2 separate regions of the Homo sapiens genome follow, and region 1 is linked to region 2. A link is an interaction called in ENCODE POLR2A ChIA-PET data of the cell type or tissue named here. Cell type or tissue: GM12878. All regions are shown on one strand. Each heading gives the region's core, and the rest is flanking DNA. Links, peaks and the distances in the headings are about the cores only. Region 1 overlaps ARHGEF28 (Rho guanine nucleotide exchange factor 28). Region 2 overlaps ARHGEF28 (Rho guanine nucleotide exchange factor 28).

Region 1 (16,110 bases), core at 3,000-10,999, 160 kb after region 2:
AGTGCATTAACATACAATTATGCATAGTGTTATTTTATAATTTTAATATAGCCTCCCAATATGTAATGGATTCTTCACAAATTCCAATGGAGAGGATATCTTTATTACACACTTGCCAGAGTTATTTTGTTTTTCCAAAAGAAATAGTCAAAATAACTAAGTAGGATTACTTGAAGTACATACATAAAGTCACCAAAATTAAGAGATTGAATAAATCACTATCAAATGAGAAAACACTGTATCATCTAAATAAATGTCAAAAGGACCCTTGATAAAATTCAACAGAGATATAGATAAAACTCTGGAAAAATCTGTATCAAAATGTCAACAGAGCTTATCATTCACCATGGGATTAAACATGAGGTTTTAATTTTTTCTTTTTGCTGGGTCTCTTTCTAATATTTTACAATAAATATATATAAATAAGAAAAAATATTAAGGGCTTATGAACAAAAATTTAGTAAACTAAGAGAAACTAGAAGTGAATATTTACCAAACCTCTGAAGATAGAAGGGCAGAGAGCAGGTTCTTCCCCAAAATACAGAAACAAATTGTAGGACAGTTTTGAGTCTGCTCTGTCTGCACGACATTACCCATTTGGTAGATTTTGGTTTAAGACTCATTTTCATTATGACATATCTCTAATGACCTCTTGCTGGATGAGGCCAAGTGGCTAGATTGGCTTAATTCATTTTGCAATAATATTGACCAGAAATGTTAAATTAAATTAAAAAATGTTATATACTCTATCATATGTAGTGTCAGTTATGTTAAATATATTTCATATATTTTATCTAAGATATCATTATTTATAATATACATTTAATATTCTACTAGAAAAAATGCCAACTAGGATGTAATTTTTAATTACCTAGAATTTTATATTTATTAAAAGACCTTTTCTAAATTAATCTATACATAGATTTTATCATGTAACATGCTGTTATTTCCAAGTCTTTCTAGTTACATAGTAACTTTGCCTTATAATGCTAGATCATGGTGAAGTCATTTTGAAAGCAATTAATTTATGTAGCACCAGCAAGGTATATAAATAAACTGAAATGACAACAATATGAACCCCTGTAACCAAGGTCACACACGTGTAGGTAATGACATCTGCCAGGAAGCACAGTGAATGTAAGAGCATCTCAATTTTAGAGATGTTAAAATGAGAAGAAAAATTACACCTTAAAAATGATAAAATATATTAGTATTTTAATATAATAACATTATCCATGGGGGTGAGATTATGACTTATTTTCTTAACACTTTCCTGTACTTTTCATTTTACTCTTATCAGCATTTTTTTAATAACTAGAAACACTTGGTTTTGGCTGGGCACGGTGGCTCACGCCTGTAATCCCAGCACTGTGGGAGGCCGAGGCAGGCAGATCACGAGGTCAGGAGATCGAGACCATCCTGGCTAACACGGTGAAACCCTGTCTGTACTAAAAACATACAAAAAAAAATTTGCCGGGCGTGGTGGCGGTGTCTGTAATCCCAGCTACTCAGGAGGCTGAGGCAGAAGAATAGCGTGAACCCGGGAGACGGAGCTTGCAGTGAGCCGAGACCGCACCACTGCACTCCAGCCTGGGTGACAGAGCCAGACTCCGTCTCGAAAAAAAAAAAAAAAGAAAAGAAAAAGAAAAAAGAAAAACTTGTTTTTGTTTTTATTTGGTTCATTTAAATCTCTTCTCTCCTTGGGCAATGTGTATTGGTTTTTCCCCAAATCTGGTCACAATCTAGTAAGTCTATGGTCAAAATAGCTACATGAGGAGGTCGGTCAGCTACAAGGCTTCTATCACGATTAGGCTTGTGGATTTGTCTGTTTTGAGGTAGGGGAGGAGGGTGGAATGAGTGAGGAATAGGAAGGCACACACAGAAAAAACAGCAGTAAGATTTGGGAGTACTTTACAATTTAGCCTCAGTCCAGCCTTTTTTTTAATCTTTAATCATGTCTGGGCCAAACCCAACTGTCTACAGGCACATTTTATGGCCTGAAAATCACAACCTAGAGAGAGTACTAGAGATCACTGGGCAACTCAAGGGGCAGCTTTTCTACTATTCTGGAATCAATTTGGTTTATGACTCTGTCTTCCTCCAGAGAAGTATGTGTCATGTGTAGAAGGGAGTGAGGGTGAGTGAGTAGGCACTTGGCTGGGTAGTGAAGTGTGGGAAGTGGATGAATCTATTCTCATCAATTGAGGATTCTGATTAAATTTGTTCCAATTCCAGCCGGGTGTGGTGGCTCATGCCTGTAATCCCAGCACTTTGGGAGGCCGAGGCATTCGGATCACGAGGTCAGGAGATCAAGACCATCTTGGCCAACATGGTGAAACCCCATCTCTACTAAAATACAAAAAATTAGCCAGGCGTGGTGGCATGTGCCTGTAATCCCAGCTACTTGGGAGGCTGAGGCAGGGGAATCGCTTGAACCTGGGAGGCGGAGTTTGCAGTGAGCTTAGATCATGCCACTGCCCTCCAGCCTGGTGACAGAGTAAGACTCCATCTCAAAATAAATAAATAAATAAAAAATAAAAAAAATAAAATTTGTTTCAATTCCTTGAAATTTTGCTCTAAACTCCAGTCTCCTCACACACCCAGGCCCACCTGCCCAGGCCCCACCTCACACCAACACAGTTCCTTCCCAAGAAAGGAAGTTTTGTCTGAAATCAGAAGGAAGGAGGAAAGATGAGGCCATCTGCCATTTTCTGTGTGAGGAAACAATCTGTTCACTTCCCTGTTACCCCCAGGAGTTGTTCTCAGAATGGCATCCTCCTGGGCCTAGATGGCACATCTAAGTACAAATCTCCTTGGGCATTCCTGTCCCCCCCAGCGCCAACTCCCACTTCTGTTTATGTCCCAACACTTTTTGTTTGAATTCTTATTTCATACTTTTAGCTGACACAATTATCATGAAACCTTCCCCTCAAAAAGACACACATAGAAAAGTTCTTGACTATTATCAGGATATTATCATAAAATAATATATTCACACACCACTCATATGAGTGAACTGAGTGTTTGAATCCAGAAATTACACACTTAAAAAAATACTGAGGGAAATATAAAATCCAGAGTTTAAAACAGGAGCCAACCAGTTTTAAAACGCTCCATGCAAATACTTGAACTAGACAGTAACGCTCAGTGTGTTGTTTTTAAAAAGCCTTAACTCAATAGCAAGAAAAACATTTCTCCCCACTTCAGTCACATGGTTTGGAGTTAAGAAAGGGCCCCTTGGACCTGAAGCCCCGTGCTTAGCAACTTACGTAAAGAGGTGCTTCGCTGCAGCTCAACTCCATGGCTTTCGCATCTGCAATGAAAATAATAAACAAGAGAAGTTATTGCAGGAGGCCCCATGGAACCGACCAGCAGAGCTCTCCAGTTATCAATATTGTGGAGGGAGAAGCAAACTCATTAGATAGGAAAACTGCAGAGACAAAATATGAAAGAATAAAGGACTAAGATGCTATCTAAATAAAATATCCTCCCCTAGAACACAATATGATGGCCCCTCAAAATATTACACGTAGAATTACCATATGACTTAGCAATTCTACTTCCAGGTATATACCCAAAGAATTGAAAGCAGGGACTCAAACAGAAATTTTTATACCTATGTTCATAGCAGCATGATTCACAATAGCCAAAAGATAGAAAAACCCAAATGTCCATTGACGGATGGATGGATAATCAAAATGTGGTATACACATGCAATGGAATATTATTCAGCCTTGAAAAGAAACAAAAGGCTAGTACATGTTATAACACGAATGAGCCTTAAAGACACTATGCTAAGTAAAACAAGCCAATCACAAAAGGACAAATACTGTATGATTCTACTTATATGAGGTACCTAGATAGTCCAACTCATAGAAAAAAGTAGAATAGAGATTACCAGAAGCTGGACGTTGGGGAGAATGGAGAGTTATTATTTAATGGCCATAGAGTTTCAGTTTGGGAAGATAAGGAAGTTCTGGAGATGGCTGGTGGGGGTGATGGTTGCACAACAATGTGAATGTACTTAGTTCCACTGAGTTGTACCTGAAAAAATGGTTCAAATGGTAAACCTTCTATATATTATCAAAATTAAAAATCATAGTAATTATAGTACATGTAGTGTCTACATGAGGCAAAATAAAAACAATTTGAATTTGAAAAAATATATATCCCACCACCTTTATTATTTTATATTAGTTTCCACACATATGGAAACCCTATGACCCCAGACACTATCCCATAGACTGCTCCTAAAATAAAAATATTTCAGAAAGCCAAGAAAGGTCAATATAAGCATGTTGAAAGCTTCACCTGTGTTCATCGCTTGGCTCCAGGTGATTCCAAAGTCAGAGTCCACTTTTGGCCAGGTGAGGCAGAATAGCATAGTGACAAGATAGTTCTATTGCCTCCCTTACACAGAGGGCCAGAGAGTTCAGCTGCATGAACACATGGGTAGGATGCAGCCCACTGTCAAGCTAACCAACCTCTCTGCCAGGTGTGTGCACCTGGATCTGCCTCTCGGTGTGCCTGCCCCTTTAAAAACAGCACAGATGGATGGATAAACAAAATGTGATATACACCTACAGGGGAATGTTATTCAGCCTTAAAAAGGAATACAATTCCAACACATGCTACAATTGGACAAGCCTTGACAACATTACCCTAAGTGAAAGAACTCAGACAGAAAGGAAAAATACTATATGATGCCAGTTATATGAGGTACCTAGAGTAATCAAACATGAGTTTGACATGAGAAACAGAAAAAAAAATGATTGGTAGTTGCCAGGGGTGGGACACAGAGGACTTTATTCTTTATTGGATATGGACTTTCAGTTTTGCATAGATGAAAGTGTTCTGGAGATGGACAACGGTAATGGTCTCACAGCAATGTGAATATACTTAACACTACTGGCCTATGTTAAAAATGGTTAAGATGGTAAATTTTATGTTGTCTATTTTGCCACAGTTAAAAATTTAAAAGTAAACAAATAGCACTTAGAAACTTGTTTCCTACTTAGAAAAAAAACAAAAAAAACCCAGCATCACTCACTGAACACCAACTGCGGGCCAGGTATTACACAAAGATAATAAAGACATGCCTTCTGGGTCCACCAGAAAGTGGTCCAGCCCTCAAGGAGTTCCAAGCTGAATGAAAGAGAATGAAAGATTAGGAGAAATGGAGGAGCAGGCTGCAAGAGAATTCTAAATGGGGCAGACAGGAAGACTCACTTGTCCCTGCACCCTTGCCTCCCTCCCACTGCACATTTGAGGCCTGGGTTCTGCTCCTTAGGCCAAGCCTGGCTCTGCAACCTCCGCCTCCCAGGTTCAGGCGATTCTTGTGCCTTAGCCTCCCGAGTGGCTGGCCTTACAGGCATGCGCCACCATGCCCAGCCAGAGCTCTGCTGCAGTACTTTAGAGGCTTCTCTTAAGAATGAATTGTGGGGCTGGGCATGGTGGCTCACACCTGTAATGCCAGCACTTTGGGAGGCTGAGGCAGGTGGATCACCTCAGGTCAGGAGTTCAAGACCAGCCTGACCAATATGGTGAAACCCCATATCTACTAAAATGCAAAAATTAGCTGGGCAGGGTGGCAGGCACCTGTAATCTCAGCTGGAGGCTGAGGCAGGAGAATCGCTTGAACCCAGGAGGCAGGGGTTGCAATGAGCTCAGATTGTGCCATTGTACTCCAGCCTGGGCAATAAGAGTGAAACTCAATCTCAAAAAAAAAAAAAAAAGAATGAATTGTGATATTTAGTACAGTAATCCCCAGAGGATACACTTGGCAAGAAAGTGAATATGAAAAGTTCTATTTTGAGGTACTTTTTATAAAACCATTTAAGTTCTACTAATACTTCCTATACACACTGGTGATAGCATCCTCCTAGGTCCCAAGTCATGTTTCCTAAGACATCTTGAGAGATGAGTGAGGGTCCTACAAGGCAGAGGGTTTGACAACAGGGCCCTTCTCAGCCCTCAATTTTATTTAAAATATCATGCCCCTATGGCAGTTTATGTGGACCCACTTAAATGGGTTTATAGATTATAATAATCCATTTATTATTGTTATTATTTGAAACAGTATCACTCTGTCATCCAGGCTGGAATGCAGCAGCACAATCATAGTTCACTGTAACCTTGATATCCTGGGCTCAAGCAATCCTCTTGCTTCAGCCTCCCACATGGTTAAGATGATAGGCGTGCTAAGTTGTATTTTTCTGTACAGATAGGGTCTTGCTATGTTGTTTAGGCTGGTCTCAAACCCCTGGCCTCAAGTGATCCTCCTGCCTTGGCCTCCCACAGTGCTGGGATTACAGAAAATAATCATCAATTTTTTTTTTTGAGACAGAGTTTCGCTCTGTTGCCCAGGCTAGAGCGCAGTGGCATGATTTTGGCTCACTGCAAACTCTGCCTCCCAGGTTCAACCAATTCTTGTGCCTTAGCCTAGCGAATAGCTGGTATTACAGGCATGCACCACCATGCCCAGCTAATTTTTGTATTTTTTAGGAGAGACAAGGTTCACTATGTTGGCCAGGATTGTCTCCAACTCCTGACCTCAAGTGATCCGCCTGCCTCAGCCTCCCAAAGTTCTAGGGTTACAGGTGTGAGCCACCATGCCCAGCCTATAATCATCAATTTTTAATGAAACTAACTTTACAAACCAGAGTCTCAGAAACTTCAAATTAAAGATAATACTAACAAGAATATGAAAGAACTGAGACTCCTATTCCGAGTATAAATTGTTCACCAGCCACCCATAAAATAAAAATAATGGCCAACCCAAGAACATTAACAAGTTGATCCTTCCAAAATTCTAAATTATCAAGAAGGCATTTAAAAAATTAATTTATATCCACTAGCATATACTATGATCCTCACCTTAAATGTCTGCTGCACTTCAAGATATTAGCAATTTGTCATCTATGTTTATAGTCATGCCTTATACAATTCCAGTCTTTCACAAAATTTGCTTAACTTGATGATAAAATTAGAAGATCCTTATGTATTTTTGTACATAATCCCAGTACTTTGGGATTTCCACTTAATAGCCAAAAAAAAAAAAAAAAATGCATTACTATAGGAAATGTGGAAGCTAAAAAAAAATAGCTGAAAGAATACAGAGAAATAAAGCAGCAAACTAAAATGCATTCCTTGGCCAGGCTTGGTGGTTCATGTCTGTAATCCCAGCACTTTGAGAGGTCGAGGCAGGTGGATCGCTTGAGCCCAGGAGTTTGAGACCAGCCTGGGCAACATGGCAAAACTCCATCTCTAAAGAAAAAAAAAGATAAAAGGAATTTCTTTATGAGTAAAACTATTGAAGACTGTTGAATATTTTAAGAAACAAGTCTATTAGAGCAAATTTAATTGTGCAAGAAGTTTGCTGTACACTTAGAAAAAAGTACAGATGTTTTTCACAACTCAACTTGTGGTATTTGCTAGATTTTATCTGATAAAATATACTCAAAATTTTTTTTTAATTTTTATTTTTTACTTCAATAGGTTTTTGGAGAAACAGGTGGTGTCTCGTTACATAGATAAGTTCTTTAGTGGTGATTTCTGAGATTTGGGTACACCTATCACCCGAGCAGTGTACACTGTACCCAATGTGTCGTCTTTTATCCCTCACTCCCCTCCCATCCAAAACCCATCATTTTAAGTGAGAATATGGAGACATATTCTGAAGAGTGAATCCCTTTTTTTTTTTTTTTTTTTTTTTTTTTTGAGATGGAGTCTTACTCTCTTGCCCAGGCTGGAATACAGTGGCTCAATCTCAGCTCACTGCAAGCTCTGCCTCCCAGGTTCAAGAAATTCTCCTACCTCAGCCTCCTGAGTAGCTGGGACTACAGATGCCCACCACCACGCCCAGCTAATTTTTGTATTATTAGTACAGATGGGGTTTCACCATGTTGACCAGGCTGGTCTTGAACTCCTGACCTCAGGTGATCCACACACTTCAGCCTCCCAAAGGGCTGGGATTACAGGTGTGAGCCATGGTGCCCAGCTGTGAATTATTTTTTTAATAAAAAATAGTGTTCTATCGAAAACTGTTCAAGTACAACCACTGGTAAGGCAGCTGCTCTTATAAGAAGTTTTAAAAACACCACACACAAGACTCATTCACTTTGTCATTCATGAGCAAGGTTCTGCAACAAAGAACTTGAAGCCAAAAGCACAAAATATTCTATGGGACATTAATCAATCAACATGGTTAATTTTGTGGAAATAAGAACTCCAATGTGGTCAAATCTTTGCAATTTATGTAATGAGATGCGAAGTAACCATAAAAATCTATACTACATTGAGACGTGCTGGTTATATTGTGGCAAAGTACTTTAAAAAGTTGTCAAACTTAAACATGTACTACATAATTTTCTCTTACAAAAATAGAAGTGCTATAAACCTACTGGTTTTTCAATTAGCCTGTTCCTTCAAGAAAAAAGTAATACTTTCTTTTTCTTTTTTTGACCTGCCATTTCAGAAAAAAAAGTGATATTTTAATAAGTGAAAGAGAAAATGTATTTCAAAAGAAACAGATTACAGATATAGATAGTACATGCCATAGTAAGAACTTTTTTTTTTTTTTTTTTTTGAGACAGAGTCTCGCTCTGTGGCCCAGGCTGGAGTGCAGTGGCGTGATCTCAGCTCACTGCAAACTTTGCCTCCTGGATTCAAATGATTCTCCTGCCTCAGCCTCCCAAATGGCTGGGATTACAGGTGTGTGTCACCACACCCAGCTAATTTTTGTATTTTTAGTAGAGTCAGGATTTTGCCATGTTGGCCAGGCTGGTCTCGAACTCCTGACCTCAGGTGATCTGCCTGCCTTGGCCTCCCAAAGTGCCGGGATTACAGGCATGAGCCACCATGCCCAGCCAGTAACAACATTTTGAAAGAGTATCTGTCCATGTTTCCATTGCTTTTGTTGCAAAAAAATCATTTAAAGTTTGCTACCTACAAAAGCTCTCACATGGCATTCTGTAAATTTTTGGAGAAAGAGATTTCTAACTTTTTTTATTTAATCTTCCAAAGAGAACATGTCATGGAGTTTGAGATCAGCCTGGGCAACATAGCAAGACCCTATCTCTACAAAAATAATTTTGAAATTAACCGGGCACGGTGGTGCATGCCTGTAGTCCTAGCTACTCAGGAGGCTGAGGCAGGAGGATCTCCCAAACCCAGGAGTTGTAGGCTACAGTGAGGTATGATCGTGCCACTGCACCACTGCCCTTCAGTCTGAGCAACAGAGCCAGACCCTGTCCCTAGTCAAAATATATATACATTGTTACAGTAATATGATTTATAAATGACTATAAATAAATACATTAAATAGGGTACATGCTAACTCCCCCCCTTTTTTTTTTAACTTGATAAGGGTACATTTTGAAGATCTGCACCTAAAAAGTGAGCCTTTTTCCCTAGTTGTCAAGCTATAAGTATTTTTCACAGTATTTTTCCTTCAGGCTTTGTAGAATTAGGCATAGCCTGTGGCGTGTGGCAAGCTCACGGGAGCCCATGTAGTTATGTATTTACACAGTGAGAAGGCAGGCTACAGTGGACTACAGTCCAAAGTCCAGAATCACACAGCTTCACGAAGGACCCAGATGCCAACGCTTTGCACTTTTCAGTCAAGAAGAAACCAGCTGTATCAAAGGCCTCCCTCAAATTTGGATTATACTATGATCTCAGCAAAAGGTGAAATGTCAAGGGCTAGACAATGTTATTTACATTTCACTTTATAGCCAATAACTTGTATTTCATTATTCATTACTCTACCATTTGCCATTTTTCAGTACAGAAATTTAAAAACCATTTGAACAGCAATTAATTTTGTTTTTCAGAGCAACCACTTTTCACTCCTTGAAAAAAAATAAAGTCACCACAGTACTCACCCTCAGTCCTAATCCTTCTAAAAGCCCTATAGAATTTCATAGACTAATTGTAGAAAAAAATATGCTGGAGCAAATATATACTCAATAAAACCAGGAAACTTCAAACTGAAATATATTTTAAAATTTTATATTCTCATTTGGATTTTCCCCAAGTTAATTCCTCTTTCACAGTAGAGCACTGAGTTCCATGCTCACTTGCAGAGCCACATGGCTAAACCATGCTGTGCCTCCTTTCACACCAAGTTTGATAATAAAACAAATTTGTATTTGCTAGGCAAGTTACAACTGCTTAAGTCCTTGATGTGCTGTCACTTTTCACTATATAAATGCCACCCTCTATATTTCATTCTATCTGTGAAAGTTTGAGTTCTTCATCTGCAATTACCAAGTTTTTCATAGTCAAGTACTTAAAAAAATTGTACCACATTTTCCAGAAATGTTTCTTGGGACATAAAAAAACCAAAGTATTTCCAAACATTTGCTGGCAGACACCAGGGGATGACTTGGGGCCTTAGTACACAGCCAGAATTTTTAAGTTTGTTCCCCAAATGGGGGAAGCTCTTATAAAAAGAACATCAAGATACAGTATTATAGACTTACGGGGAATACATAATATCCAAATATCTTTTATTGTTTGTTAACTCTAAAAAAAAGTATTAGACTATTTTAAACAGGCTAAAAATGTTTTTAATAAAAGAGGAAAGTAAATATAACATTTACATGGAAAAATATCAATTCTTGACTTTATGAAATTCTGAATTTTTCACATTTTTCATCTAAATAAAATATTCTAAGGCAGAATGACTATAAAACCTATCACTTTAATTTTGTCTTTGAATATGTCGATAAACATTGGTTTGTGTGCCTTTTACAAAACTAATTAACAGGTAATACTCAGGCACCTTGCTCAATATTCCGCAATTATCATCTCAGATGATCCTCATAGCAGCCTTGAAAGGAATATATGGGAAGTCCTTGTTACTTAACGATTCCTTTCCAAGTCCCTGCCATTACAAGGTTATATGAAGAAGCCAATGCTATCTACAGATAAAAATACTCAAAAAATGAACTGAACGCTTATATTAGAAAATAAAGCTTACGCAAGCAACTGCCTCCCCGATCATTCTCTATTCCCCTCCACTCCACTCAATGCTGGCATCTATTCTCTAATCATTCCATATTTAGAGAGAACAGATTTTGTGTATACTGTTTGTTTGCATTGGTCTTGGTGTTGTTACTGAATGGTGTAAATAAAAGACAAATCAACTTACAATACATTTAGAACATTTTTTAAAGCATGGCATTTTTAATAAAGAATAGTATCATGAGAACTGCTGAAATTATATATGAAGCTATCGTTCGATGAGAATTTTACTTGATAAGCTTGCCACACACCATAGGCCATGCCTAATTCTACAAAGCCTGAAGGAAAACTACTGGGAAAAATACTTAGAGCTTGCCAACTAGGGAAAAAGACTCACTTTTTAGAGGCAGATCTTCAAAATGTACCCTTATCAAGTTAAATGAACCCTTGTCAAGTTAAATGAGAATGTGGCAGAGACCCATTAACAACTTAAAAAGAAAATCATGATAAGACAAAGGTCTCAAAGATAACAGTGTCCATATTAAAGAAATAAGAGCACCTTCCCCCTCCTTGAGAAAATGGAAGAAGTTTTTGGGTATTTCTAATAAAAATGACCCTCACAATCATGCTTTGAAAATCAAATGTGAGGCCTGGCATGTTGGTTCATGCCTGTAATCCCAGTACTTTGGGAGTCTGAGGCGGGTGGATCACCTGAGGTCAGGAGTTCGAGACCAGTCTGGCCAACATGGCGAAGCCCCATCTCTACTAAAATAATACAAAAAATTAGCTGGGTGTGGTGGCAGGTGCCTGTAATCCCAGCTACTTGGGAGGCTGAGGCAGGAGAATTGCTTGAACCCAGGAGGCAGAGGTTGCAGTGAGCCAAGATCACACCATTGCACTCCAACCTGGGCAACAAGAGCAAAACTCTGCCTAAAAAAAAAAAAAACATTAGCTGGGTGTGGTGGTGGGGGCCTGTAATCCCAGCTACTCAGGAGGCTGAGGCAGGAGAATCACTTGAACCCAGGAGAAGGAGATTGCAGTGAACCGAGATCGCACCATTGCACTCTGGCCTGGGTGACAAGAGCAAAACTCTGTCTCAAAAAAAAAAAAAAAAAAGAAAAGAAAATCAAATGTGACTGGTAGATTGTATGGTGCGGAGTCAATCAATTTGATCAGAAAATTTCACACCCCCCTCCTTAATTAATCATATACTACACACACAGACACACACACGGTTCACGTTCTATCCATTCCTAGAATTACCACAAAATTGAAAAATATAATTTGCATAAGACTACATAGTTAGAAAATTGCATAAGACTACATAGTTAGAAAATGGTGTTCAAATGCAGCCTGTACCACTAACCATGATCCTATGTTCCTTTTTAGCCAAGGAATTGAAATATAAACTTTATAAATATGCTTATTTTCTTTTTTTTTTTTTTTTTTTTTTGAGACAGAGTCTTGCTCTGTCACCCAGGCTGGAGTGCAGTGGTGCGATCTTGGCTCACTGCAAGCTCCACCTCCTGGGTTCATGCCATTCTCCTGCCTCAGCCTCCCAAGTAGCTGGGACCACAGGCACCCGTCACCACGCCCAGCTAATTTTTTTGTATTTTTAGTAGAGACAGAGTTTCACAGTGTTCGCCAGGTTGGTCTCAATCTCCTGACCTTGTGATCCGCCTGCCTGGGCCTCCCAAAGTGCTGGGATTACAGGCGTGAGCCACCACACCCGGCTGCTTATTTTCATACTTTATTTTCATTTTCACACAATGGAACCTCAGGCAAGTCTTTTTTCCACCACTGCTTCCTATGAAATGTTGGTCTCCATTTTAAGGAGATTCACATTAAGGGACATCCCTGTGACCCACTCAGTAGAAAAAAAACAGTTTCTTCTACTATAATCTCACAACATGCTTCAGCAGGGGGATGGGGAATTTCCTTGCTTGTTGAAGCAAGCAAGCAATTCTGCAGCAGACACAAGCTGGGTGTCCTCCAATTCCCATACTACCTGGAGATAGCATCAGATCCCACAGGTTGAGGACTCAGTCCCACAAGACTGTCCCACATTTCTGATGCCAATGCAAGTCTCAGGTTGTTTCACCTGTGCTCTGACCAACTGACTATAAATCAGGGATCCCACAACCCTCTCCTTGGGTTTGACTAATTTCCTAGTGTGGCTCACAGAACTCAGGGAAACACTTACATGTACTGGTTTATTATAAAGGATATTACGAAGGGTACAGATGAAGAAATGCATAGGGTGAAGCATGTGGAAAAGGGCAAGGAGCTTCCCTACCCTCCCCTGGGTGTGCCACCCTCCAGGAACCTCCACGTGTTCTGCCATCCAGTAGTTCCAAGAACCCAGTCCTTTTAGGTTTTTAAGGAAGCTTCATTACATAAGCATGACTCATTGCATCATTGGCCATTTGTGATCAGTTTAGTCTTCAGCCCCTCTCTTCTCCCCAGAGGTTGGGGGGTGGAGCTGAAAATCCCAATCCTCTAATCTTCCCTTAGTCTTTCCTGTGACCAGTGCCTATCCTGAAACTACCTAGGGGCTGCCAGCCACCAGTCACCTCATTAGCATAAAAAATACATCATTTGGGAGATTCTAAGGAGTTTAGGCATTGTATGCCAGGAAACAGGAGAAAGAATGAAGTCAAAATACCGTGTATGTTTCACAATATCATACCTGCTATCCTCAGATAAGGGGACCTCGCATGTTCCTGTCCTCACTTTACATATGAGGAAAGAAAAGCTCAGCAAAGTTGTGGCACTTGACTGAGGTCCAGCAGCTAGAAGTGGCTTAGCAGATGTAAATCCAGCCTGTCTGATCCCATCCCATGTTCTCTGTAGCCTCAGCACAAAGTCCTTTTGTAACATACAACTGGTCTGAAAGACAGTGATTTGCTTGGCTAAAAGACAGCAAAAGCTTCACAGTTAGGAATACAGGCTTGGGAACAAGCTGCATTGAATCTCAGCTATGGTATGTTTTGTTTTTGGTTTTGTTTTTGTTTTGAAACAGAGTCTCACTCTGTCACCCAGGCTGGAGAGCAGTGGCACAATCAAGGCTCACTGTAGCCTTGACCTCCCCAGTTCAAGTGATCCTCCCACCTCAGCCCTCTGAGTAGCTGGAACTGCAGGAGCATACCACCACACCCACCTTTTTTTTTTTTTTTTAAAGAGATGGAGTGTCACTCTGTTGCCCAGGCTGGTCTTGAACTCCTGAGCTCAAGCAATCCTCCCACCTCAGCCTCCCAGTGTTGGGATTACAGGTGTGAACCACTGCCCCGGCCTACAGTATGTCTTAATTGCATGACTTTAGGTTCACTATTTTACTTTCCTTGGCCAGTTCCTCGTCTGTCAAGTAGAATTAATCATAGTACCTATCCCAAAGACTGTTGTGACGATTAAGAGATTTGATAGGGTAAAAAGAGAAAAAACTTAGTGTCTACCAGAAACACTAAATGCTAGTTGCAACTATTAACTATTATTATTATTATTACATGTTAAGTATATAAAAGGATTTTTTAAGACTTTGAATATTTATTTCAAATGAAATCACTCAGAATCTCTAAATATTAAACTGACCAAAATGACTCAGCAGTAACTGGTAATTGGGGCCAGGAGGGTCTGAAATAGGCCTACCCAGCTCAGCCTAAACCTGATGGCCCAGAGAAACCTCCAGGGATCAGGAATTCCAAATACATTGTACCAAATAAATGTAAGACATAAAGCTCCACAGAATTTTATTTGATTTTATAGAGCTGAATGGTCCCCCTACAGTTTGAAAATTCAAAGGACAGAGCAACAACTATTGAGGTAATTCTATTTGCCATGTTAGTTTGAAACTTTCTGCATTTGGAAGGAAATGCTGACTCACAGTTCCTTATACTAACCTAGGAATGTAGGCTTATAATTGCATTTCACAACTGTTATACTAACTGGAAAAGAACAGTAAACAGCTGGGAGATAAGGCCAAGTCTAAGTAAAAACCTTCAATGCCAGCACAATGGAAATGGGTAGGGAGACAGTATTTGAAATAAACCTATTATTGAACACACAACAGTGTCTATAGACCTGTTTCAGACTACAGTTATCTACCTGAGTTATGCAGGTCTAAGCTGCTTTAAGTGAAAGGGTTGAATTATTTGGTAAACTCAGTGGGGAGATGTCTGAAGATTAGAAAGGAAACAACAAAGTAACTGTTCACTAAGATCTCATTAATTCAAACTAATGGTGGTTGTGGGGATAGGGAGGAAGGAGAGCCAGTCAGTCTGAAATTGTGCAGCCTAACGTTTATAAAGTACAAAGAGGAGCACAAGCTAGCTGCTAACAAAATGTTCCGCCAAACCTGTCACACTCACTTGTATTTCGCAGGATATATTTGCACACAAAGTGATTAAGCCCTTTAAAAGCTTGTTCTCAATCTATCAGACATCACCTTTACAATCTTACTTATGCTATGAGTCTGTTTAATGTATTGTTCATGTCAACGCAAAGCTCAATCATCACTCAAGCATCATGGGCAAGATACGACCTACCAAGGTATCAATTTCCTCATTAGCAATAAATTTCTAAAGTATGTCTTTCATGTCCAAAACCCAATGTACTGTCACTTACTATGTGCAAAGCACTATGCAGGCCATCTAGGGAAGGATATTAAAATATATAGAATGCTGACTGTATCATTGATGAGCTCAGAATCTAGTTGGGATAATATGATCTACATCCATGAGAAGCTAGAGGATGCAAGGAGGAAGACCACTGGACTGGCAGAACATGGTAATGTCAGGCAAGCATAAACAGATAAAGAAGTTCTGTAAATGGAAAGTCGGAGTTCAGTATGAAGACAGATAAGGACATGCTATCTTTAGGAAACACAAAGGAGTTTGAGGGGTTGAAGCAATAGGTTTATGAACCAGAAAGAGCAAACGTCATCAGCCTCCTATGTTTATACATAATCCATCCTTAAAACACACATACTACATTTGTGACAAAAATGAATAGACTTATAGGGGCCAGGAGTCCTTTTGCCAGAGACCCAGCAATAACACTCTTAATTACACATTTCCTTTTAGCCAGAATTTTCAACAACATATATTCTAGCTTTTCCTACATGTGCTTTACTTTTGCCCTCCCCTC
Region 2 (16,110 bases), core at 2,794-10,793:
AAGTGAGTCGTGCAATGTCCCAAACATGTCATACTAAATGATCATTTTTAGAGGTTAAAAAAAGATGATTCTGAGGCTGGGCGCAGTGGCTCACGCCTGTAATCCCAACACTTTGGGAGGCCAAGGTGGGCGGATCATGAGGTCAGAGATCGAGACCATCCTGGCTAACACGGTGAAACTACATCTCTACTAAAAATACAAAAAATTAGCCGGCTGTTGTGGCAGGCACCTGTAATCCCAGCTACTTGGGATGCTAAGGCAGGAAAATGGCGTGAACCCAGGAGGCAGAGCTTGCAGTGAGCCAAGATCACACCACTGCACTCCAGCCTGGGCAAAAGAGCAAGACTCCGTCTCAAAAAAAAAAAAAAAAAAAAAAAATGATTCCTTTGAAAACTCTACCTTAGAACCAGGTAGTAATGCTGCTTGACAACAACTTTTTTCCTCATTTAACTTTAATAAACCATGAAATTAAAAGGAAAGAATTTGACCCTCTACATCCCAGGTCTATTCCATAACATTACGTTTTAAACGACTCAAACTTGGAGGCCAACAGCTTTCCTGGGTGCATGTTAATGCACGAAGCATTTCAAATGTGTGTTTTGTGGTTTTTTTTTTTTTTTTTGGTTGTTACAGTTCTGGAGTTATAATTTTAATAACAAAACAATGAAACTGTCTTGATTTTGAAATACAAGAACCAGAAAATGAAACTTTGAATTAACCTGTTTAGGTTATTTAAAAAAAAAAAAAAACATAGGCTTTTTTTTTTATTTTGAAATACAAGAACCAGAAAATGAAACTTTGAATTAACCTGTTTAGGTTATTTAAAAAAAAATAGGCTATTTAATGGACACAGTAAGTTAACTGAATACATGGTATGAGTCCTGGTCTTATTCTACTATGCCTCTAATGCAAACACAGATTAGTTTTTGAACTAATCTAATAATTACAGGTATTTCAAGTTGCTACGTGGTTTCCTAGTACAACAATCTGAGACGGAAGGAGATTTCAAGGCGGGCTGAAGCTTGCCCATGTCTTGTACCTCAGCACTTGTCTTTCAACTTGTGATCTCTGTACTAGTGGAAAATAGTTCTTCAAATGATTGGCAGCCCGCAATAATATCCGATTTTAACACAAGCCTTTCCAGTTACAGACAGCATTTCATCATCACTATGAATACATCCTAGAAGTATCAGTATTTTATTTTGCATACTATAAAACATTGTTTCTATTCATTCAAATGGGGCTACTACTTTTATTTAAGCTATTAACCTAAGATATTGGTGGCACAGGCAATATTCTTCAGGATAACCTCTAGGTTCTTGTTTTACGATATTATTTTTCTAATTCCCAGTAGTGGGATAAGAAATCAATTCATTAGGTTGTAACTAGAGTTTTTTAAAAAATATATAGAATAGAAAATATCAGAATATGTTGCACAAATCATTTTATAAGACTTCACTTAAATTTTATGGGAGATAGGGGACGTTCATGGTGTGACATGCATTTCTTGCTCTGTAGTTTTTTTAAAAGGTTTGAAAAATACAAGCTTTAGAATGAAACAAACACTTGTCTGCTGCTTAATTTTTTGCTGTATAGTATTTTTAAATTAATGTTTTTATTACTTATCTTCCCTTTGTGGCTTCTCAAAACAGTTATTACATTTAAATAATATAACATAATGGTTACATAGTATACATATTTTAGTTTCACCAAAATATTCTTTTAAACCCTAGAAAACTTAGGACTCAGGTCCCAGTCAGCTATGTCCTTATATTAACTCCAGTTTTTACTGTGTGCCCCCAAATTTCTCCTTCATTAGAGGTTTCCAGCCTCTAGGGCTATTATCTGCTTATTAACAAATTAAGTGCATTTCACTTTGAGTTTGTTATCAACTGTGCTTCCTACCATGACATCCACTGAAGGAAGGGACCCACAGCCACCCCAGGGCTTTCCAGGGATTGCGACTTCTCTCCCTTCATTCCTACATTTTTCAGAGGAGAGGGAGGGCAAAGGAGATGAAGTCAGCTCGTGGAACCAGCCAGAAAGCTTTTCTGTAGAATGGCTTCTCCTTCCTCTCCTGGCTTCCTCCCTTTCCCCTGAGCAGTGACATCTTCACAGAAGCTTCTAATTACCTGTACTCAAAACAGATATTTTGTCTAAATTATATTCTACAGAGGAAAAATTCTATCTGTAGCAGTGAAATGTTAAACTTTCCAAGACAAGACCATGATCAGAAAGTATAATTTCGATACTCTGCAAGTATCTGCATAAGTATCAATAAAACAGACAGACTATTTTGTGTCTTTTCCATGCTATATTCCTAGAAGACTTCTAAAGAACTTATTTATCTCTTGAGATCTGGGGGCTCACACACCTGACAGACTTTTTTTTTTTTTTTTTTTAAAGACAGAGTCTCACTCCGTCCCCCAGGCTGGAGTGCAGTAGTGCCATCTCTGCTCACTGAAATCTGTGCCTCCCGGATTCAGGCAATGAGCCTGCCTCAGCCCCTCCCCTGAGTAGATGGGATTAGAGATGTGTGCCACCATGCCCAGCTAATTTTTGTATTTTTACTAGAGCGGGAGTTTCACCGTGTTGGCCGCCTAGGCTGGTCTCAAACTCCTGACCTCAGGTGATCCACCTGCCTCGGCCTCCCAAAGTACGGGGATTGCAGGTGTGAGCCACCATACCTGGCCACTTGACAGATCTTAAAGATCCACTAGAATGCATTTATCACACATAGCTCAATTTATTTTTGCAAAACTGTATAGAATCTTGTGTGGACTGGCAGTCTCTTGTCCCAAGCAGACGTGTGGACAGTTCAAATTAGCCTATCACTTCAAATTATAGTAGTGACTACCCAGCATCTACAAAACCATAATTCACAAAGTATAAATCTAAAGCAAGTCTTTTATTATTTACACATCACACATAACCCTTGGTACCAATATGTGCTAAAGTTTTACAACCTCAAATTGCATGTTGTGGTGTATCTCAGTGATGGACACCTACTGATTGCTGGTTCCTCTACCTTTCTCTCCCCTCTATATTAACTCCCTGCTGAATACTCATTCACCTATGTGCATGTTCATTCACAGAGAAATATTTATATACATAGTCACATATGTGTGTGCATTTTATGTTCACTTTGATTCATTTTATACGTGAAAATGAACATATAATCACATGGGTAGGATATGGGGGAAAAAAAAGCTACTCCCTAAGGAAAGTGTGATCAACAGGATAAAATGAAATTAGTGGAAATTGGCCTGTTCCCAAAAGAAAATAGACAATCAGATAGACAGATACAGATATACAGATATGGACACACATGTGTGCACACACACTAATATATGTAATCATATCAGATGCAATGAAACTATCATTTCAATGAGTTTTTATATATGCAAGAAAATATAAGGTAACTGAAAGTAAAATAAATATAAGATAAATTTTATGTTAAAATATAAAATACAAACATATGTTAAATAAAACAAACACTCATGAGCCCACCCACCTTGAAACTTGGATACTGGCCATCTACCATGGAAACTCTGTTATGATTCATTCCATTCCCATTTCCCTATTTCCTTCCCTAGATGTAACAACTATTTTGAATTTAGGAATTTTTTCCCCTTCATTATTTTGTTTTTCTTTTTCTCTCTTTTTTTTTTTTTTTTCTTCTTTTTGAGACAGGTCTCACTCTGTCACCCAGGTTGGAGTTCAGTGGTGCCATCTTGGCTCACTGCAACTTCTGCCTCCCAGGTTCAAGCGATCCTCCCACCCCAACCTGCCAAGTATCAGGACCACATGTGCGTGCCACCATGCCCAGATAATTTTTGTATTTTTGGTAGAGATGGGGTTTTACCATGTTGCCCATGCTGGTCTTGAGCTCCTGAGTTCAAGCATTCTGCCTGCCTTGGCCTCCCAAAGTGCTGGAATTACAGGCGTGAGCCACCACGCCAGGCCTCTTGTTTTTCTTTATAGCTTATGCACATATGTAGGTGCCCTATAATAATATATTTTTTAATTTGCATTCTATAAAAATGAAATCTAACAAGTATTTTGGGGCTTTTTTTGTTCCTTCATGCTTCTAAGGTCTATGTTATTATGCATGCAGATGTAATTGTAGCTAATTCATTTTCATTACTGTACAGTATTCTATTGTGTAACTATATATAAGTTATTTATTCCACATTTGGGTTATTTCCTGCTGCTATAATAATACTCCATATAGGTCTCCTAGTACACGAGAGGAAAATGCATATTTGACTTTACAAGATAATGTCAAATTATTTTCCCAAGTTACACAATTTTCTCTCCTATCATCTTTATGCAGGAATTTCCATGTTATGCATTCTCACCAAAACATGGGATTGTTAGATTTTTTAATTTTTGCCAGTCAAGTGAGTATAAACTGGTATCTCATCGTGGTTTTCCTTTATCATATTTTAGTCAGTTTTCTTAAGTGTCTTACTTTCAAATCAGTGAATATAGGAACCTAAAAGGGGACATTTTGATGGGCAAATAAAAGTGGTAGAGACAATAAAAAGTTTAAAACTAGAATTTTTGAAGTCTACCTATAAGGTTCTTTGATGTTCTACAGTTTTCCTCTACAATATAGACTCTTACCTTCTTTTCTTTAGATGACTTTGTTCCTTTTCAAATCCATGCCAACCAAAAGAAAGATTCAAGTTGGAAGCACACGAACTTGATGGTGACATGAAGGACTGCTGGGCTTCAGTGTGTGCTGTCCCTTCGACATTTTCACTAAGTGGGTACACACTGGGACTGGTTTCTGTAGGAAGGGTGTGTTTGCTGCTCTGAGGCCACAGAGTGCAACCTCTGGATTCAGGGCTGGTAGTGGCAGTGATTCCCTCTATATTAATATAGCTGATATCCAAATCACCAACCTGGAAGTTGAAAGAAAAACATTTCCTGAGTAAAAGCAGGTAAGATTGGCCTAGCTAAGAATTAATAAAATTTTCCCAATTTAAAAACTTCTGGCCAGGCGTGGTAGGAGGCCGAGGCTGGCAGATCACTTGAGGTCAGGAGTTCAAGACTAGCCTGGCCAACATGGTGAAACCCCATCTCTACTAAAAATACAAAAATTAGCCAGGGTGTGGTGGCGGGCGCCTGTAATCCCAGCTACTCAGAGACTGAAGCAGGAGAATGGCCTGAATGGGAGGCAGACGTTGCAATGAGTAGCGATTGCGCCAGTGCACTCTAGCCTGGGTTACAGAGTGAGACTCTTGTTTTATGTAAACAGAGAATTATTTTATATGTTTTTGTTCACATGGCAGCTATCCTATAATTCACATAAAGGAAGACCAACTGAGTATTTTATAAGGTTGTTCCTTTATTACAAAACCAGAAGCTGATTATGCCTCTAACATTTTATGAACCACTGACTCAAAATGAGGGGGAAATGTTTTAAATACTTGAGGAGAAAACTAAAGACTATACAGCTTCATTCAAAAAGTAGCTCATAGGAATCTGGGTACCAAGGTAATAGTGGTCACATAAAGCTGAGTCTCACAAAAAGCAACACCAAACAAAAAGAACAAATAAAGCTACATAAAGTGCACGTACATAGCATCATTAGAAGAAAGAAAATGCCCAAATTTCAAATTACCTGTAAATAATAAAATCAACAGCAAATCCAGCAGGTAAGGCCTCGTGCTCCTGCTATAAGACTCTGCGGAGGGTAAGGGGAGTCGGGAAACTCTGAATGGCAGAGAAAGGACGGAACTTCTGGAGGGCCTAAGACTTACTTAAAAATCCTCCCCAGAAAGAGAAAGCTCAACCCACATGCATGAAAAAGAGTCCTAGCTGATGAAAGCACTTGCTCTAAGAAAGGCGTACTTTTAAGCACTCATGATTTGAGGTGGCGGTCATCAAAAGGCATCAAGTCTGGAGTGAGGACAGTAAAAATGAAGACAGTAACACCATTTAGAGATAGAGCAGTGAAGGGGAAAAAGAAGCAAAAGGGGAAATGTTAGAATCCTAAATCATCGAGCATCATCATAATTTATTAAAGCAAAAACCATTAATGAATGCTTAATTAATGGGTGAAAGTCTAATGAGCAACAGGATATTTACAAGGGCTTAAAATATCTCCTGACATGGTACTTAATAATTTTTTAAAAACAGTAATTTTACTGAAAAAGGAACTTGGCAGATGAAAGATATTAATAAAATCACCAGTAATGGGACAGATTGATGTCCTATGCCTTCTGATACAACTCACTGAGAAGCACCCATCATCACTTCCGTAGTATTCCTGCCAAACATGCCTAACCTGAATCCAATTATGAGGAAATATCAGATAAACCAAAACTGAAAGACACTACACTCTTAGCAAAACACAAGAACAAAAATACTGGTCTGTATTCTTTTAAAATATCAGTGCCATAAAACACAAAGACTGAGGAACTGTCCCAGATTAAAGGAGACTACAGAGACACAACAACTATATGCAACACATGTAATGGAATTTTCTTTTGCCACAGGGAACATTATTGGGACAACTTGCTAAAATTGAACAAGGTCTGGAGATAGCTAATAGCATTGTATCGATGATAATTTTATGATTTTGGTAACTGTACTGTGCTTACGTAAGAAACTATCCATGTTTTTAGGAAAATACACCATGAAAGATTAAGAGGTAAAGGAACACCATATTTTTCATTTATTCTTACATGGTTAAGAAACATTTATAGACATAATTTAACTATTTGCATGCACACATAACCACCCACTCAGGGAATGACAATGTAAAATGTAGTAAAATATTACCATTTGAGGAATTTGAGTAAAGGGTATACAGGGATTCTCTGTACTGAAATTATGAAACAAATGTGTTTTTCTAAGTAGTTTATATGACAGAAATTTTCAAAGTAACTTTCATCATGTGAATTTTCTCAACAGGAAGGTTGATAACCTTGAAAATTAATGGGAAACATTAATATAAGCTAGTAATGTTTTTAGGTTTCCTTGCCAGGTTGAGGAAGATAAAGAAAATTAGATAAGATTATTTTCAGATATTGCCAGAAAGCATTTTAAATATGCAGAATTTGTATTCCTTACATTGTCCTTGCTATTCAAATAGATATAGGGGCTATAAAAAAAAAAGTACTATGCTAATATAATGGACTTTGTGATTTTGTTGCAGATTTAGTTTTATTTCTCAGTTTACAATGCACAACTTGGCAATCTGCTATGTTGCAGTTTGTTGAATTAACTTGTTTGAGTTCTCTCTAAATGCATGCTTCACTTTTTTTTCTTTTTGGCTTCACATCATTAAAGCAATACTTCTTTCACCCAGAATATTCCAGAATAAAAATTATATCTTGGCCGGGTGTAGTGGCTCATGCCTGTAATCCCAGTACTTGGGAGGCCAAGGTGGGCAGATCATTTGAGGCCAAGATTTCAAGACCAGCCTGGCCAACATGGCGAAACTGTCTCTTCTAAAAATACCAAAATTAGCCGGGTGTCATGGTGCACACCTGTAATCCCAGCTACTCTGGAGGCTAAGGCACAAGAATTGCTTGAGCCTGGGGGGTGGAGATTGCAGTGAGCCAAGATGGCACCATTGCACTCCCACCTGGATGACAGAGGAAGACTCTGTCTCAAAAAAAAAAAAAACAAAACGAAAGAAAGAAAGGAAGGAAGGAAGGAAGAAAGAAAGAAAGAGAACGAAAGAAAATTATATCCTAACCTTTTATTTACCAAATCTTTGGTTTGGTAAATTTTGCATTTTTAATGTATCTGAGAACATATAAAAGCATAATATATATAGTTTTCCCCACATAATATTGAGTAATTTACAATTTTAGTTACTTGAGGTAAATGGAAATACTATAGTTACAGTATTCACTAAGGCTCAGAACAAAAAAAATAAGGGCTCAAGAAGTATTTTATTTAAACAGCTAAGAAAATATGGCAGCAGAATAAATCTATTAAAATCAAAACATGACAAAAATATATGCACTGAAAACTATAAAACATAAATGAAAGAAATTGAAGCAACACAGATAAATGGAAAGATATCCTATGTTCATGGATTAGAAGAATTCATATGAAAGATATCCTGTGTTCATGGATTGGAAGAACTCATGTTGTCAAAATATCCATACTACCCAAAGTGAACTACAGATTCTATTTAATCTCTATCAAAATTATAATGGCAATTTTTCACAGAAATAGAAAAAAAAATCCTGAAATTTGAATGGAATCCCAAAAGACCCAGAAGAGCTCAAGCAATCTTTAGCAAGAAGAACAAAGTCAGAAGCATCACACTGCCTAACTTAAAATTATATTACAAAGATATGGTAATCAAAACATTATGGTACTGACATAAAAACAGACACATGGGCACATGGAACAGAATAGAAAGTCCAGAAATAAACCCACACATAAATACAGTCAATTAATCTTCAACAAATGTGCTAAAAATACACAACAGAGAAAAGACAGATCCTTCAATAATGATACTAGGAAAACTGGATAGCTACATGCAAAAAAAATGAAACTGGATCCCTATCTTACCACATATACAAATATCAACTCAAAATGCAATAAAGGCTTTAACATAAAACCTGAGACCATAAAACTCCTAGGAGGAAGCACAGAGGAAAAACTCCTTGACATTGGTCTTGGCAATTATTTTTTGGATGTGACACCAAAAGCACAAGCAAGAAAAGCAAAATAAATAAGTGTGACTACACCAAACCAAAAAATCTCTGCACAGCAAAGGAAACAGCAAAATAAAACAGCAACTTATAGAATTGGAGAAGATATTTACAAACCATGCATCTGATACGGAGTTAATACCCAAAATATGTAAGGAACTCACGCAACTCAATAGCAAAAACAAACAAACAAACAAACCCACAAATAACCAGATTTAAAAATAAAGTACCTAAATAGACATTTTCCCAAAAAATGACACACACAAATGGCCAATAGGTATATGCAAAAGTGCTCAACGTCACTAATCATCAGAAAAATGAACAAAACTACAATGAGATACCACCTCACACCTGTTAGAATGGCTATTACCAAAAAGACAAAAAAAAAAAAAAAAAGCTGACAAGGATGTGGAGAAAGGGGAATTCTTATACACTGTTGGGAATGTAAATCAGCACAGCCACAGTGGAAAACAGTATGAAAGTTCCTAAAAAAATTTAAAATACAACTACCATATGATCCAGCAATCCCACCACTGAGTATATATCCAAAGGAAACAGAATCACTATCCCAAAGAGATGTCTGCACTCCCATGTTCACTGCAGCACTATTCACAGTAGCCAAGAGATGGAATCAACCTAAGTGTCCAACAACAGATGAATAAAGAAAATGTGGCACATATGATTTTCTGAAAATATAGGGATAAAAACAGTCTTTTTTTCTATTCTCTTACTCAACAATCAACACAGAACTCTTCTGTGACTAAATGTGTGGGGTTTTCCCCCGACATGCAGCAAGGAAGCAATCCACCACTGAATTTCCTCTAATTCAGTTCAATTCAATTCTGGCACTATCGACCTGGAGATGGAGTCTGGTCCCACAGGGCTCAGTCCCACAAGACTCCCCACTACTTCCAATGACAACCACAAGCCCCAGATTGTTTTATCAACCAGCTATAAAATGGGGTTCCCACAGCCCCTCCTCAGGTTCAATCAATTTGCTAGAGCAGCTCACAGAACTCAGGGAAACACTTACATTTCCTGGTTTATTATAGTGAATATTACAAAAGATACAGAGAACAGTCAGATGGAAGAGATGCTTAGGGCAAGGAACTCCGGAAGGGGCACAGAGTTTCCACACCCTCCACAGGTGCACCACCCTCCAGGAACCCCCATGTATTCAGCTATCCAGAATCTCTTGAACCCAGTCCTTTTGGGTTTTTTTTTTTTTTTGAGACAGAGTCTTGCTCTGTCACCCAGGCTGGAGTGCAGTGGCACAATCTCGGCTCACTGCAAGCTCCGCCTCCCGGGTTCACGCCATTCTCCTGCCTCAGCCTCCCGAGTAGCTGGGACTACAGGCACCCGCCACCACGCCCTGCTAATTTTTTGTATTTTTAGTAGAGACAGGTTTCACCATGTTAGCCAGGATGGTCTCAATCTCCTAACCTCGTGATCCGCCCGTCTCGGCCTCCCAAAGTGCTGGGATTACAGGCGTGAGCCACCGTGCCCGGCCCGTCCTTTTGGGTTTTTATGGAAGCTTCATTATGCAGGCATGATTGGTTAAATTATTAGTAATTAGTGATCAATTTAACCTTCAGCCCCTCCTCCTTCCGTGGATGCTGGTAGGTGGAGCTGAAAATCCCAATCCTGTAACCCTGCCTTGGCCTTTCCGGTGACCAGCCCACATCCTGAAACTACCTAGGGGCTGCCAGCCACCAGTCATCTCACTAGCATACAAAAGACTATCACTTTGGAGACTCCAAGGATAAGTACAGTCATTCCTCACTTAAGTATGTAGATATGTTCTGAGAAATGCATCCTTAGTTTATCTTGCTATTGTGCAACCATCATAGAGTGTACTAACACAAACCTGCTAGTATAGCCTTCTACACACCTAGGCTATATGGTATAGCCTATTTCTCCTAAGCTACAAATCTATACAGCATGTTACTATACAGAATACTGTAGGCAACTGGGACACAATGGTAAGTACTTATATATCTAAATATAGAAAAAGTACAGTAAAAATATGGTATTATAATCTTATGGGATCACCTTTGCATATGGATTCCACCATTGACTGAAATGTGACAGATTCCATATACCTGCACACACAAACACACACATGCACACACACACACACACACACACACACACACAGGAATATTATTCAGCCCTAGAAAAGAAAAAAAATCCTGCCATTTGTGACAACATGGATGAATCTGGAAGACATTATGCTAAGTAAAATAAGCCAAACACAGAAAAACAAATACTGCATGATCTGACTTATATGTGGAATGTAAAAATGTCAAACTCATAGAAACAGTGAGTAGAAGAGTGCTTACTAGGGGTTGGAGGGTGGGGGAAATGGTGAAGTGTTAGTCGAAGGGTACAAACTTTCAGTTACACAATGAATAAGTTCTTGAGACCTAATGTACAACATGGTGACTATAGTTAATAATGCACTTTGTACTTGAAATTTGCTGTAGATCTTAAGTATTCTCACTACAAAAATAAATATGTGAGATGATATATGTGCTTAATTAGCTTGATTGTGGTAATTATCTCATAATATGTACATGTATCAAAACATTACATTGTATTCTTTAAATATATATAATTTCTATTTGTTCATTATACCTTAATAAAGCTGGAAAAAAATAAATAAATACTAGAACATGGCTAGAACACACCAAGTCCAATTACCCTGTGGTATGGTTTGGCACTGTGTCCCCATCCAAATCTCACTTTGAATTATAATAATTCCCATGTGTCAAGGGCAGGACCAGGTGGAGATAATTGAATCATGGGGGGTGGTTTTCCCCATGCTGTTCTCATGACAGTGAGTTCTCACGAGATTTGATGGTTTTATAAGGGGCTTCCCTCTTCACTCAGCACTCATTTTCTCTCCTGCTGCCCTGTGAAGAGGTATCTTCCGCCATTATTTTAAGTTTCCTGAGGCCTCCTCAGCCATGCAGAAGTGTGAGTCAATTAAACCTCTTTTCTTTAGAAATTACCCAGTCTCAGGTATTTCTTCATAGCAGTGTGGGAAGGGACTAACACATCCTGTGTCTTGAAAATCTCCTCAGAACTCCCACTGTGTCCTACACTCCATGACCCATTCTAGATTTCTATAACTAGGACTGACCTTCAGTTAGTTTATACCAAAACAACTATACCAGTTATTTACAGCTGAAGTCCATTCTGATTTATTGGTTTCTCTGTCATTATGACTACCATCCCAATCTGTGCTGCATTTGATATAACAGTGCTTTGTAACACAAAAGGAAAATGCAGAGATGTGCTACTGAAGGGCTGAAATTGAGCTCTAGATGGAAAAAAAAAAAGTTTAGATCACAGAATATATCTATAAATAGGGTAAAATACATGCATACTAACAACATAAAAGGGTTAAATGTCTTACTGCTCAGTGAGTAGATAGGGTGGATCTTATATAGGGATTAAGTTTTAAAGTCAGTTTATAAGGCAGACTTTGTGTCATCAAAACTACCCTTGAAAATCCCTTAAATCCTCCATATATTAGTGTGTAGAAATCTTCAGATCTATAATTTTTATAAATACTAAAATTTGAAGATCACTGAGCTAGAGAAAAGAACAAAAGACAAGAAGATGCCAGCACATTCAAACCATCTGCTTCTGTGAGATTTAACTCAAAAGTCTCTATCAGGGACTGGGTGGAAAGTTCCAAAGGATTCCAGCTTCTTTATAATATGATACCATTCTGTATTAATATGAAAGCTCTACAATCTTACTACATGTTAATAGATGCGTTGTATCGATTAAGCAAGTAATTTATGTGACAGTTTCCTATGGTGCTGGGACCAAGCACCTGCTCATTACATTTGCTGGATTTGAATACAAATATTGCATAATCAGGTCATATACATACTGTTTTTTGAAAAGCTGTAGAGGAGACATTGGTTGCACAGTTGTCATTTCCTACTTGGGCCCCGAAGAAGAGCTCTCACACTCTTCCCATTTGGCAGTATCTCAAGACCCCTCCCTGACAGTGCCTCTGGGTTGAGTAAGGTGTCTTGTGTTCTGAAGTAAGCACCTAAGTTAAATGCTTAAATGCTCATACAATGAGACCCCACAACAGCATCCTCTTTGCTGCTCTTAGGCTAAAATTGTCAAAGGAACACAACAATGCTGAATCTATTTCTTACAAACCCAGGTTTTGGAGAGAGGTAGAAATCATCCTGTAATGTCAGTTGGGCCTTACCTGATCAATCACCATACAGTTAGCGTAGACTTCATCACCTCCATTCAGCATGTCTGAAAGCCGGCCTGCAGCAAGCAATGTCGAGGGCGGCTTGGATTTTTTTAGGATATCGAAGGAGCGATCTAGAGTACAAAAATGAAAACAGGGCAAATAAAGGAGAAGGGGCTTATTTTACAGTCAAGCTTTACCTTCTTAGACCATAAGAAAAAAAGTCAAGTGCATTTTTTAAGAGGGCTTTTGGCTAGATTTTAAGATCTACATGCAAGTAATTTTTCATCTATATCCAAACCTCAGCTATCTAGAATTTTTACGTAGGATGAAAAGTTCTAGATAGATAAATATTTGCCCACTTCAAGCGTTATTTTCCCCATCATTAGAGGCCTTTGTAAAATCAATTAAATCTTTGCTTTTGATTTCTACTATATTTTTAAATTAAACTTCATTTCCCTTTATTAGTAACTAAACTTCAGGCCGGACATGGTGTCTCACGCCTGTAATCCCAGCACTTTGGGAAGCCAAGGCGGGCAGATCACCTGAGGTTGGGAGCTCGAGACCAGCCTGACCAACATGGAGAAACCCCATCTCTACTAAAAATACAAAATTAGCTGGGCATGGCGGCGCATGCCTGTAATCCCAGCTACTCAGGAGGCTGACAAAGGAGAAGCACTTGAACCTGGGAGGTGGACGTTGCGGTGAGCCGAGACCGTGCCATTGCACTCCAGACTAGGCAACAAGAGTGAAACTCCGTCTCAAAACAAACAAACAAAAACTATACATTTCCCTTTATTGATAACTAAACTTAATTTCCCTTTATTAATAACTTAGAAGTATTAGTGACTGTACTGTGATCCTCAGTTTCCACTGACATGCTCAGATTCAATGACCCTCTATCAAAGGACCCAAGAGAGTACACAGCCTAGCAGTTCTGGCTCGGTACTGCTTGCTAACATGCAGAATCTCACACGTGGAGAATTTTACTTCTATTTTGGTTACGGAAATGTTTATGCTTGCTTTCATGTCTCAGCTTTGTTCCAAATAGATGAGGTTGCCTAAAATTGAGTCCCAGAGAGTTAAGCTGTTACTGTGTTTGTAGAGAATGAAGAGTCAAAGGCAATAAAACACATTCGAGCTAGAACGCCTTGTGTCTTGTGACCTTGGCTAGTTTACTAGCCCTCTAGATATCTTCACAAAGTTTCCTCATCCATAAAAGCAGATTACTATTATGCTTTCCTCATAGTGTGGTTATGAGGATTAAGTGCGTTCAGACATGTAAAGACTTGACACATGCCTGGTAAAAAGTGCTCAATAAATATTATTGGTCAGAATTACTATTAAATTTGTAATTATTATGGATAGCAATTTTTAACCATGTTCAGTGTGAAGTGCAAGGTTATTAATACTAATCATAGTGTGTTATGGTAATAACAGATTTTCAGTATGTTTAAATGACTTTCACAGGGCAGAGTCAATGTTATACCTATAGTAAATGCCATCCTCACTAACATCCCCGTAAATTTTCTTGAATAGGTACATAGGAATAGTACTGCTGTTAGTCCATTAGAAATGTCACATGTCCCACTGCCTGTCTTATCTATGTCATAACATAAAACCTGATAAGCCCATGGGGGTGAATCAGGAAATAAAAAAAGATTAATAACTGTTGGGCTGAAGTACCATGAGCAAAAAAAAAATCCATTCTTTCTTGGAAGGTAATGAGGACATCATAAAAGTTCCAAAGTTGTATGAATTGTAGTTTCACAAGTCAAATGGCCCTGGCTTCAGATTCTGCTTCTAAATCTATCTCTTCTCCACACAGAACACTGAAGTGTGAGATTCATTAAGCTTCTGGAGGAAACATACGATGTTAAAGAAAAACATTTTCTTTTTTTTTTTTTTTTTCTTTTTTTGAGATGGAGTTTCGCTCTGTCACCAGGCTGGAGTGCAGTGGCGCAATCTCGGCTCACTGCAAGCTCCACCTCCCAGGTTCACGCCATTCTCCTGCCTCAGCCTCCTAAGTTGCTAGGACTACAGGTGCCCGCCACCACACCCAGTTAATTTTTTGTATTTTTCAGTAGAGACGGGGTTTCACCGTGTTAGCCAGGATGGTCTCGACCTTCTGACCTCGTGATCCAGCCGCCTCGGCCTCCCAAAGTGCTGGGATTACAGGCATGAGCCACCACGCCCGGCCAGTCTACATTGTCTTAACTGCAATTCTGAAATCCAGAAAGCTCTGAAAATCAGAATTTTCCCCATAAGTTTGGTTCAAAAACATATTCTGTGGCACAATCTGACCTGAGCCCACATTGGACCATGCATATTCTTTACTTGCTCTACTTGGTGTCAATGTCATACATTTTGCTGCAGAAATATTAATACACTTGATGATAGCATTGCCCCAGTGTCTCCTATGGGAGTCATATCATATCAGTATGAACACCAGGCCAAAAAGATCTGAAAATTCGGAATTCCAAAACAAATCTGGTCCCAAGAATTTCAAAGAAGAGATTGTGGGTCTCTACAAAATCAGCCATATTAGATATTAGAACAACACTTCCCAAGCTTTTCTCATTCTTCTACCAAATTCACAATTTTGCCATATTTACATATCACCTATATTGTTTCATGGATATATTCACCTATATTCTTTAGTACCCATCTTTAAATGGACTCGCCTTTTTTCTTTAAATAAAATTAATTTAAAAAATACCTAAGATTAAGAAAAATCTTATCCCCACTGTACATAGAAAGCCAATATTATTCCTGTCAAAAGTAGAAGGGAAGGCCAGGCGCGGTGGCTCACGCCTGTAATCTCAGCACTTTGGGAGGCTGAGGTAGGCAGATCACAAGGTCAGGAGATCGAGACCATCCTGGCTAACATGATGAAACCCTGTCTCTACTAAAAATTATAAAAAATTAGCCGGGCATGGTGGCACACGCCTGTAGTCCCAGCTACTCGGAAGGCTGAGGCAGGAGAATTGCTTGAACCCAGAGATGGAGGTTGCAGTGAGCCGAGATTGCGCCACTGCACTCCAGCCTTGGCGACAGAGTGAGATTCCATCTCAAAAAAAAGAAGAAGGGAATTATATGTACTGAAATCATGCAAACAAAACAATGAAATTAGATTCTGACTCTTTGTTGCAAAGGGAGATTCTGAAGGATTCAAGAAATGTTAAAGATGCA

Evidence for each region. Peaks named below come from ENCODE experiments on the same cell type or tissue, not always from the same donor. Only the 100,000 strongest peaks of a DNase experiment are listed, where the experiment ranks them.
Region 1: POLR2A ChIA-PET joins it to region 2 with 5 read pairs; 2 of 35 experiments call an interaction of 5 or more read pairs at or near these places.

The regions. Positions count from the first base shown.
Region 1 is chr5:73,672,044-73,688,153 of GRCh38, reverse strand. ARHGEF28 (Rho guanine nucleotide exchange factor 28) reads right to left here. Exons shown (of 36, transcript NM_001177693.2): 2 at 3,270-3,313. The coding sequence starts at 3,302. Among named protein-coding and RNA genes, the nearest start is that of ARHGEF28, 54 kb to the right of the region's middle. In GM12878, for the core only: no CTCF peak of the experiment used is centred there; no DNase peak of the experiment used is centred there; H3K27ac peaks cover 374 bases.
Region 2 is chr5:73,829,280-73,845,389 of GRCh38, reverse strand. It overlaps ARHGEF28 (Rho guanine nucleotide exchange factor 28), which reads right to left. Exons shown (of 36, transcript NM_001177693.2): 10 at 12,931-13,052; 11 at 4,630-4,910. Among named protein-coding and RNA genes, the nearest start is that of ARHGEF28, 210 kb to the right of the region's middle. In GM12878, for the core only: no CTCF peak of the experiment used is centred there; no DNase peak of the experiment used is centred there.